2 separate regions of the Homo sapiens genome follow, and region 1 is linked to region 2. Evidence: chromatin loops called from intact Hi-C (ENCODE). Cell type or tissue: CD4-positive, alpha-beta T cell. All regions are shown on one strand. Each heading gives the region's core, and the rest is flanking DNA. Links, peaks and the distances in the headings are about the cores only.

Region 1 (5,376 bases), core at 63-5,062, 700 kb before region 2:
GAAGGGGCTGAAGGTGGGGTTCAATCATGTAGATAATGGTTGGATCAACCCCACCTACTTTTTAATCCTGCCTATTTTTAAATACAAAACTAGCCGGGCATGGTGACACACACCTATAATCCCAGCTACCAGGGAGGCTGAGGCACGAGAATCCCTTGAACCTGGGAGGTGGAGGATGCAGTGAGCTGAGATTGTGCCACTGCACTCCAGCCTGGGTGACAGAGTGAGACTCCATCTAAAAAACAAATAAATGAGGCCAGGCGCGGTGGCTCACACCTGTAATCCCAGCACTTTGGGAGGCTGAGGCGGGTGGATCACGAGGTCAGGAGATCAAGACCATCCTGGCTAACATGGTGAAACCCCGTCTCTACTAAAAATACAAAAAATTAGCTGGGCGTGCTGGTGGGCACCTGTAGTCCCAGCTGTTCCGGAGGCTGAGGCAGGAGAATGGCCTGAACCTGGGAGGTGGAGCTTGCAGTGAGCTGAGATCACGCCACTGCACTCCAGCCTGGGAGACAGCGAGACTGTGTCTCAAAAAAAATAAAGTAAATAAATAAATAAATAAATAAATAAAACAAAACAAAAAAGAAGAGCTCACCAGAGCCAGCAGCCTGAAACAAAAGTGCTGGTGGAAAGGTTTATGGGGTGCCAGTTTAGTCAGTCACCCCTGTGTAGGACACCTATGGAAAACTGTAGGGGGCCCTTAGGAGAATCATCTCCGCAAGCCATTAAGTTCCCAGGCCAGAGGGCATGACCTGCTCTGCGGCTTTACACAGAATGCTCTGGGCTGACACACTCCCTTGAAGTGTTGGAACGTGACCAGACATCCTAGCTCCTTGTAAAACCGGCCCCCACCAGCTGCAGCCCGATAAGTTAAAGACTGTCTTAGCAGTTAGACATATGCTTTTAGCTTAAAGGAAATTCATATAACCGCCACTGCTCTACATCTTTCCAATGACGTACGCTCCCGCTCCTTCACCGTTTCATCCCAGCTGCTTCTTAGATCAAAAGATTGTGCTCAATAAATCGTCAGGCAACCAGAACTCTGGGCGTTTTGCAGCCTTCACTCTAGCAACTGGCCCCCTGGGCCTGCTTTAAAATCTTAACTTGTCTTTTCTCATTCCTTTGTCGCCACCGGACTTCAGGTACCCACGGGTAGTGTTGAGGCTGGACCCCACCATCTGGCGCCCAACGTGGTATCTCCAAAACAACCGGGTGAAGGAATGCAGGAGCGTCGAAAATGAAGGACCGACAGATGGAGAACTCCCAAGGACGAAAAGTTTTTTTTTAATTTTTACTTATTTATTTATTTATTTATTTTTGAGACGGAGTCTCGCTCTGTCACCCAGGCTGGAGTGCAGTGGCTCGATGTCGGCTCACTGCAAGCTCCGCCTCCCGGGTTCACGCCCTTCTCCTGCCTCAGCTCCCAAGTAGCTGGGACTACAGGCGCCCGCCTCCACGCCCGGCTAACTTTTTGTATTTTTAGTAGAGACGGGGTTTCACCATGTTAGCTATGATGGTCTTGATCTCCTGACCTCGTGATCCGCCCGCCTCGGCCTCCCAAAGTGCTGGGATTACAGGCGTGAGCCACCGCGCCGGCCAACGAAAAGACTTTTAAGCTCTGCAGGTAAGCGGGGCGCTCGGAGAATTCCAGGGTAACAACAGGAAATTGTGGGTCAGGCTGAGAGTAGACATAATAATTATTTGAGTTTGGTGCGGCAGTTATTGTGCCACTGTGGTTAAACGTGAGCACCCAAAATCTTCTGTCCCTGTTTCAGCTAATAGAACAATATTCTCCTTGGTTCCCGGAACACAGCTCCATGGATTTGAAAGACTGGGAAAAAATAAGGGCTGACTTCAAACAGGCACAAAAAGAGGGTCAAGAAATTCCTTTCTCCGCTTGGTCTGTGTGGGCGGCAGTGAAAACAGCACGTGAGCCTTTGCAGACTGAGGAGGAACCAGCATTTGGAAATGAAGGAGACGAGTTTGACGGTCAGGAGAGTGCACCATCTAGCTCCAGTTTAAAAAAGGCGGAGAATCAGGAGGTTATATATGCTAACCAAACACATATGAAAGAGACCGTCCAACCTACCGCACCCTCAGGGGAAGCTCCGGAATGGCCACCCGCGCCTAAGCCTTGTGAATTGCGGGCATGGAAGCCTGAGACGCGGTTCGCCGCGCCCATTGTTGCAAAACCTGCCGTTAATTACGGTAAAGGGATGATTCAGGCTCAGCCACCAGTTAATTAAAATTCAGGCTCGCCCTGCCGTTCATTACGGGGAAGGAGCAATTTCCCTTAAAAATGGATGACCCAGCGCCCTGTCTGGGTCGAACAGTGGCCGATCCCTAAGGAAAAATTGGGGGCGCTTTATGAAATAGTTAAAGAATTACTAGAAAAAGGACATGTTTCACACCCACTTTTTCTCCTTGGAATTCCCCAGTATTTGTAATTAAGAAAAAGTCCGGCAGATGGCGCATGCCGACCGATTTACTAGCGGTCAACGCTGTAATTCAACCGATGGGAGCTTTACAACCAGGGCTCCCATCCCCCATTATAATCCCTAAAGACTGGCCGCTTGTTATTATAGATTTAAAAGATTGCTTTTTTTTTTTTTTTTTTTTTTTTTTTTTTTTTACAATTCCTTTAGCAGAGGCAGATTTCGAAAAATTTGGCTTTACCATCCCTGCAGTTAATAATAAAGAACCTGCAGCCAGATATCATTGGAAGGTTTTACCTCGGGGTATGTTAAACAGTCTCACAATTTGTCAGACTTTTGTAGGCAGAACTATCCAGCCTGTTAGAGATCAATTTCCAGATGTGTGCAGCAAAAAATAGAGGCCAACTTATTCAATGTTATTCATCTTTGCAAAAGGCAATTACAAACGCTGGATTGCTTAAAGCATCTGACAAAATTCAAACAACCACTCCTTTTCAGTATTTGGGAATGCAAGTACAGGATAGAGCATTAAGCCTCAAAAGGTTCAAATTAGAAAAGCTTCTTTAAAAACCTTAAATGGGCGGGGGGGCAGTGGCTCACGCCTGTAATCCCAGCACTTTGGGAGGCTGAGGCGGGCGGATCACAAGGTCAGGAGATCGAGACCATCCTGGCTAACACAGTGAAACCCCGCCTCTACTAAAAATACAAAAAATTAGCCGGGCGTGGTGGCTGCGCGCCTGTAGTCCCAGCTACTCGGGAGGCTGAGGCGGGAGAATGGCGTGAACCCGGGAGGCGGAGCTTGCAGTGAGCCGAGATCAAGCCACTGCCCTCCAGCCTGGGGGACAGAGCAAGATTCCGTCTCAAAAACAAAAACAAAAACCAAATAAACCTTAAATGATTTTCAAAAATTGTTAGGCGATATTAATTGGATTCGGCCCACCTTAGGAATTCCTACTTATGCTATGTCTAATCTCTTCTCAATACTGAGGGGAGACTCCAGTTTACACAGTAAAAGAGAACTAACACCCGAGGCCATGAAAGAGTTAAGAGTAATTGAAGAAAAAATTCCGCAAGCCCAGGTCAGTAGGATTGACCCAGACTTGCCTTTACAATTCATTGTTTTCCCTACTTCACACTCCCCAACGGGGATTATTGTTCAAAATAATGATTTAGTTGAATAGTCCTTTTTGCCACGTAATACCATAAAAACACTTACAGTATATTTAGATCAGATGGCAATTTTAATTGGACAGGCTCGTATGCGAGTTGTTAAACTTTGTGGCACTGAACCTAATAAGATTATAGTTCCTATAAATAAAAATCAGGTTAAACAGGCATTTATTAATTCAGTTACATGGCAAGTTTATTTAGCAGAATTTGTTGGATGTATTGATAATCATTATCCTAAAAATAAAACTTTCCAGTTCTTAAAATTAACTACATGGGTTCCTCCGAAAATTACTCGTGATGCCCCTTTGGAAGGAGCTGTGACTGGTTTTTTTGTTTTGTTTTTGTTTTTTGAAACGGAGTCTCGCTGTGTCGCCCAGACTGGAGTGCAGTGGCGCTATCTCGGCTCACTGCAAGCTCCGCCTTCCCGGTTCACGCCATTCTCCTGCCTCAGCCTCCCCAGTAGCTGGGACTACAGGCGCCTGCCACCACGCCCTGCTAATTTTTTTGTATTTTTAGTAGAGACGGGGTTTCACCGTGTTCTCAATCTCCTGACCTCGTTATCCGCCCGCCTCGGCCTCCCAAAGTGCTGGGATTACCTGCATGAGCCACCGCGCCCGGCGGGAGCTGTGACTGGTTTTACTAATGGGTCTGGTAAAGATGGAAAAGCGGCAGTCTGGTGGAGACCACGTAATCCAATCACTGGATCTAAATTTACTAGCATTCGGAGAGCTGAGGCTGTTCTGTTTATTTATTAAATTACTTTTACAGCCTTAAGTTCGCTCTGGAGCCCACTCTGTGTGCCTCTTTTTCTTCAACTTCAGCAATTGCCGGACCAAGGTACACATCCTATTTTTATTACACACGTTTGAGCCCACAGATCTCTGCCTGGCCCATTGGCTTGTGGCAAGATCAAGCAGACCTTCAGGTTATGACATCACTGCTTGACCAAGCCACCCAATCACATCAATTTTTCCACCAAAATTGGAGAAACTTATCTAAACAATTTCAACTAGCCCAGAGACTGGCTAAACAAATTATCCTACAATGCCCAGATTACCAGCTGACAGGCACGTTTCCTCCTTAAACAGGTGTTAACCCTAGAGGATTGGAACCTAATCAGTTGTGGCAAACAGATGTTAAACACATCCCTAAATTTTGGAAACTAAGATATGTACATATATCCATTGTTACCAACACTCATCTAATTATTGTACATTAGAAAGAGAAATAGAAAAAAATAAGAGAGAGACTAGAAGAGACAGAAATCAGAAAAAGATGCAAAAAGAAAGACTAAGGAAAGAAATGAAGTAGGAAGAAGGGAAAGGAAATATTAAGAAAGTTATAAAAATGTACCTTTAGTAAGGAAAGTTATAAAACATACAAAGTTAAGGCATGTTGGCTGGGTGTGGTGGCTCACGCCTGTAGTCCCAGCACTTTGGGAGGCCGAGATAGGCGGATCACAAGGTCAGGAGATCGAGACCATCCTGGCTAACATGGTGAAACCCCGTCTCTACTAAAACTACACAAAATTAGCTGGGCGTGGTGGCTGGCGCTTGCAGTCCCAGCTACTCGGGAGGCTGAGGCAGGAGAATGGCGTGAACCCGGGAGGCGGAGTTTGCAGTGAGCCGAGTTCTTGCCACTGCACTCCGGTCTGGGTGACAGAGCAAGACTCCGTCTCAAAAAGAAAAAAAAAAAAAAGAAGAAAGTTAAGGCATGTTGAAGATTGTCTGTGAAAGTCATGAAAAATGTTATAAAAAGGAATTTGTGC
Region 2 (5,376 bases), core at 145-5,144:
TCCTTCTATGTAGGACTTTTCTGTCTTCCCATTTTTTTCTCTATTTCCCCCTCTCCTCCTCCCACTCTTGTCTTATTTTTCTTCTCTCCCTTTGCTTCCCTTGTGTGTGTTCCTTAGTTTCTCTCCTTCTTGGTCACTCTCTCTGAGTTATTTCTCCAGTTTTGGTCTCACTTGTTTCTCTTTTTTTGCTTGTGTATTTCTGCTACCCAATCTTCCTGTCACACTATAATTTGGGCTTTGCTTTTCTTTCTCTCTCATTTCACCTTCCTCCTCCCACTCATATCTCTGACCTCCTCCCCCTTTTCTACCATTCTGTTTCTACCTCTACTTCTCTTGGGGCCTTTTTTTTTTTTATCTATCTGTATTTGTAATTTCCTATATGTTTGTCTATTGCCTTCTCTTCATCCACCCATCCATCTATCTGTCCTTCTTTCCTTCCTTTCTATCCATCCACCCACCCATTTGTCTGTATATCCATCTTGTCTATCCATTCATCATCTATCCACCTACCTGTCCATTCATCCACCCATCCATCCATTTATCCATCCACCTATCCATCCATCCATCCATTCATCCATCCATCCATCATCTATCCCTCTTCTTGTCTGTCCATCAATTTATCTGTCTGCCTGTCCTTTCATCCAAGGCTCCTATCCAGTGGTAAGACCCTGACAGGCTGAGAAAGCAAGGCACAGGCTTTGGTTTCATAGACCACAGCCTCACAACCAGAGGAGGAACTCTGGCTGGGCTCTGGGTTAGAATGGGGATGTGGGTTGCTGAGACAGTCAGACTTGGGAGCCAGGAAATGCAAATTCTGGCCTTGGCTCTGCTCCATGTGTGTTCTGCATGACCACAGATGAGACAGTGGTCATCAGGATAGTACACAAGTGAGAGAAAACATCTTCAAAGTACTTCACAAAAGAGGGAAGCCATAATTTTAATAGGGCTGACATAGTTGGTGGGTGGTTTAGACTATGAGTCCATGGTCTAATGTTCTCAACTGTTGATCTCCAGGCTCCTTAGAGGTTGCTGACCCATTTCCTGAAGCATAACCCCAGGAGTGGGAGGCCACTGTGTTGGAGTCACTGTAGTGGATTCTGTAGTGGATGCTGTAGTGGATGTGGTGATTGCTGTGGTGGATCCATGATGCTGTAGTGGAGGTAGCAGATGCTGTAGTGGAGGTAGTGGATGCTGTAGTGGAGGTAGTGGATATTGAGGTGGAGGTAGCGGATGCTGTAGTGGATGCTGTAGTGGATGCAGCAAGAGCCACGGCACATCCACTGTCGTGGATGCTGTCATGCACCACCCAGATCACCTCTTCAGAACCAAGTGCTCACTCTTCCAACTTCCAGGAAAGTTGTCTTCTGGGGGCGGACAACTGAGTCCCTCTTCTGGAACTTTCCCAGGCTTAAGGGAGCTATTTTGTCCAAGGTTATTCCCCCTTCCCAGAGAGCAGCCGCATTTGATGGTTGATGGGGTATGACAGGTTGGTCCCCGTGCCTAAACAATGAGATGAATTCAACTGTGCAACCCCAATATATTGAACTCTTAGTCCCCAGGACCTCAGAATGTGGCCTTATTTGGAAATAGGGTTTTTCTGGGGAGTATTTTTGTTTGTTTGCTTTTGAGATAGAGTTTCGCTCTTGTTGCCCAGGCTGGAGTGCAATGGAGCAATCTCAGCTCACTGAAACCTCCGCCTCCTGGGTTCAAGTGATTCTCCTGCCTCAGCCTCCCAAGTAGGTGGGATTACAGGCATGTGCCACCATGCCCGGCTAATTTTTTATTTTCAATAGAGACAAGGTTTCTCCATGATGGGCAGGCTGGTCTCGAACTCCCGACCTCAGGTGATCTGCCCGCCTTGGCCTCCCAAAGTGCTGGGATTACAGGCATGAGCCACCGCACCCGGCCTTGTATTCTTTTTTTGTTTTTGAGATGGAGTCTCGCCCTTGTTGCCCAGGTTGGAGTGCAGTGGCACGATCTCGGCTCATTGCAATCTCTGCCTCCTGGGTTCAAGCGATTCTCCTGCCTCAGCCTCCCGAGTAGCTGGGACTACTGGCATGTGCCACCAAGCCCGGCTAATTTTGTTTAATTTTTAGCAGAGACAGGGTTTTGCCATGTTGGCCAGGCTGGTCTCAAACTGCTGACCTCAAGTGATCAGCCCACCTTGGCCTCCCAAAGTGCTGGGATTACAGGTGTGTATTCATCTTTTTAAATGTTGTGTAGTAGGACTGTTTTTCAAGATAATTAGCCTGCCATACTGCAGACAAGTCTCCTTGTCTCATATTGATCTTTTTTTCTTATGGGCTTCTTCCCAGCTGAGTCAACTTTACATTCCAGAGAAGAAAGTGAAGGCCATCGATTATGAAACTTCCATTGCTCACTGTAATCTGTGATCAGAAAGGGAGTGGCTCCCTTGTCTGTGGAGTTGAAGAGATTTCCCTTGTTCAAAGTGAGTAATTGTAAATTGCATTCTAGGAGACCAATGTATTGTTCTTAATGGAAGGAGTAAATGCTAATTGGCTCACATGTTTAATTGGTGATTATTGTTTTCAGAAGACAGACATATGTTAGCCATCAGCGCAATCATTTGGAAGAGGTTAAAGCCATTGAGGAATGAAAATCATTGAGGAAAAGAGTTAAAGTCATTGAGCCTGGTTACGGCCACGCTCGGTGGCTCACGCCTGTAATCCCAGCACTTTGGGAGGCCGAGGCGTGTGGATCACCTGAGGTCAGGGGTTTGAGACCCTCCTGGCCAACATGGTGAAACCCCATCTCTACTAAAAATACAAAAATTTGTGGCCGGGCGCGGTGGCTCATGCCTGTAATCCCAACACTTTGGGAGGCCGAGGTGGGCGGATCACCTGAGGTCGGGAGTTTGAGATCAGCCTGACCAACATGGAGAAACTCCATCTCTACTAAAAATACAAAAAAAAAAAAAAAAAAAAGAGCTGGGCGTGGTGGCACATGCCTGTAATCCCAGCTACTAAGGGGGCCTGAGGCAGGAGAGTTGTTTGAACCGGGGAGGTGGAGACTGCAGTGAGCTGAGATCACGCCACTGCACTCCAGCCTGGGCGACAGACCACGACTCCATCTCAAAACAAACAAAAAACAAAGTGAATAAATTGTATAGTTGCTCTCTAGGAGACAATTGCATTGTTCTTCATGGAAGGAGTTAATGCTAATTGGCTCACATGTCTAATTGGTGATTATTGTTTTCAGAAGATGGACATCAGGGCAAACATTTGGAAAAGAGCTTGTGGATTTAGGGTGGTGCAATACTGCCATCTTCAGGGCATATTTTGAAATAAAAAAAGAACGGCACTCTAGATGTGTCAGCCGTGGGAAAAACGGATGAAAGTATTAGAAACTCCTCATTGAAAGAGGCCAGGGAGGCTAGGCACGGTGGCTCATGCCTATAATCCCAGCACTTTGGGAGGGTGAGGCAGGTGGATCACCTGAGGTCACGAGTTCGAGACCATCCTGGCCAACATGTTGAAACCCTGTCTCTACTAAAAAATACAAAAATTAGCCAGGCATGGTGGCGCTTGCCTGTAACCCCAGCTACTTGGAAGGCTGAGGCAGGAGAATCGCTTGAATCCAGGAGGTGGAGGTTGCAGTGAGCTGAGATGGCGCCACTGCACTCCAGCCTAGACAACAAGAGAGAAACTCTGTCTCAAATTAAAAAAAAAAAAAGTTCAGGGAGACCACAAAATCAAGATAAGGATGTTCTTTTTTATCTTGATTTGGTTCTCTCATTGTCTCTTTCGCTCATAGCGCGATGGTTAAGGGTACTGATTCTGCAGTGAGACTATCCCATTTAAATCCCTTACCAGCTGCGTAACCTTAGGTAAGTTACTTAACCCCTCTGTGCCTTCGTGTTTCAGTTTCCTCATTCGTAAAACAGTGTTATCATGCAAGTCCTCCAAAAAGCAAACACCAAAACAGAATTCCAATGTGAGGATAAACAGGTGAGGGGCCAGGTCTCAGCGCAGTTCAGAGAAACTGTCTGTCAGGCCGATGGGGTGTCCCTATGCAAATATCACCAATGAGCATTCACTGGGGGCAGAGAACATGCAGCTGTTGCCGATGGAGCAGCCCTCGCAGGGGACGGTGGCAGGGCCGGAGCAACAGGACCGGGAGGGCAGGAGGACCTGAAACCACCGGAGAAGTTCATCTTACTCATCAATATAGAGCTGATTTATCAAGGCAGGAGAATTGGAATAGAGAAAGAATTCAAAACATGCACATTGGCCGGGCACAGTGGCTCACGCCTGTAATCCCAGAACTTTGGGAGGCCGAGGCGGGCGGATCATGAGGTCAGGAGATCGAGACCATCCTGGCTAACACGGCGAAACCCTGTCTCTACTAAAAATACAAAAAATTAGCCGGGCTTGGTGGTGGGCGCCTGTAATCCCAGCTACTCGGGAGGCTGAGGCAGGAGAATGTCATGAAGCCGGGAGGCGGAGCTGGCAGTGAGCCGAGATTGCACCACTGCACTCCAGCCTGGGCGACAGAGCGAGACTCCGTCTCAGAAAATACAAACAAACAAACAAAATGCACGGCCGGCTAAATGGGGAACCTGAAAATTTGGAGGCTAGGGTTTTTTAAAGATAGTTTCGTGGGCAGGGAGGCAGGGAACAGGTGCTGTTAATTGGTCCAGGATGCGTGGAAATAAACAGTCCTTGTGTGCTGAGTTTGTTTCTGGGTGGGGGCCACAGGAATCATCCGGTCGTCAGAAATGCAAAAGTCTTTATTTATTTATTTATTTATTTATTTATTTATTTATTTATTTAGACAGAGTCTCTGTTGGGAAAAGGGCTTGTGGGGTGCCTGTATAAACTGGCCATAAAAATATGGGACAATAAGTTGTGGAAAGCCACAAAAGGCTTCTGAGGAGGAAAGCCTCCTAATTGCCATCATGTTCACATGCTCAGAGCGAGACCTGCTCTCTTATCTGTAAACACTGTGTTCAAGGAGAAAGACACTCCTTTGAAACACTGGAATGTGGACAGACGTGCAGGCTCCTAGTAAAGCCTGCTCCCACTAGCTACTCTCCGATAAGTTAAAGATATGTTGTTTGAGCACAACGGAGAATCATTTAAACCACTATTGCTATAGATTACGCGTATGACGCACTGCCTCCCTTTCACTGTTTTGCCCTGAACATCTGCTTCTCAGATCTAAGTGATTGTACTCAATAGTGTGGAGACCAGAGCTCTGAGCCTTTTGCCGCCTCCTACCTCGCATCTGGCCCCCCTGGCTCCCCACCTTTAACTTGTCTCTTCTCAATCCTTTGACGCCACCGGACTTAGAGTACCCTACGGGTGGTGTTGAGGCTGGTCCCCAACAGTCTCTTGCTCTGTTGCCCAGGCTGAA

Evidence for each region. Peaks named below come from ENCODE experiments on the same cell type or tissue, not always from the same donor. Only the 100,000 strongest peaks of a DNase experiment are listed, where the experiment ranks them.
Region 1: it touches region 2 in a loop (16-fold over the local background); 25 of 110 quality-filtered maps call a loop at or near these places.

Annotation. Positions count from the first base shown.
Region 1 is chr19:7,796,851-7,802,226 of GRCh38, reverse strand. All of the region lies in intron 1 of LOC124904628 (a long non-coding RNA gene), which reads right to left. Among named protein-coding and RNA genes, the nearest start is that of EVI5L, 31 kb to the left of the region's middle. In CD4-positive, alpha-beta T cell, for the core only: CTCF peaks have their summits at 2,286 and 2,503 (motif pointing right); DNase peaks (open chromatin) are centred at 2,196 and 2,486; H3K27me3 peaks cover 986 bases.
Region 2 is chr19:7,100,403-7,105,778 of GRCh38, reverse strand. No RefSeq gene overlaps it. Among named protein-coding and RNA genes, the nearest start is that of ZNF557, 33 kb to the right of the region's middle. RefSeq lists enhancers at 2,280-2,779, 2,780-3,281. In CD4-positive, alpha-beta T cell, for the core only: a CTCF peak has its summit at 3,229; DNase peaks (open chromatin) are centred at 3,288 and 3,748.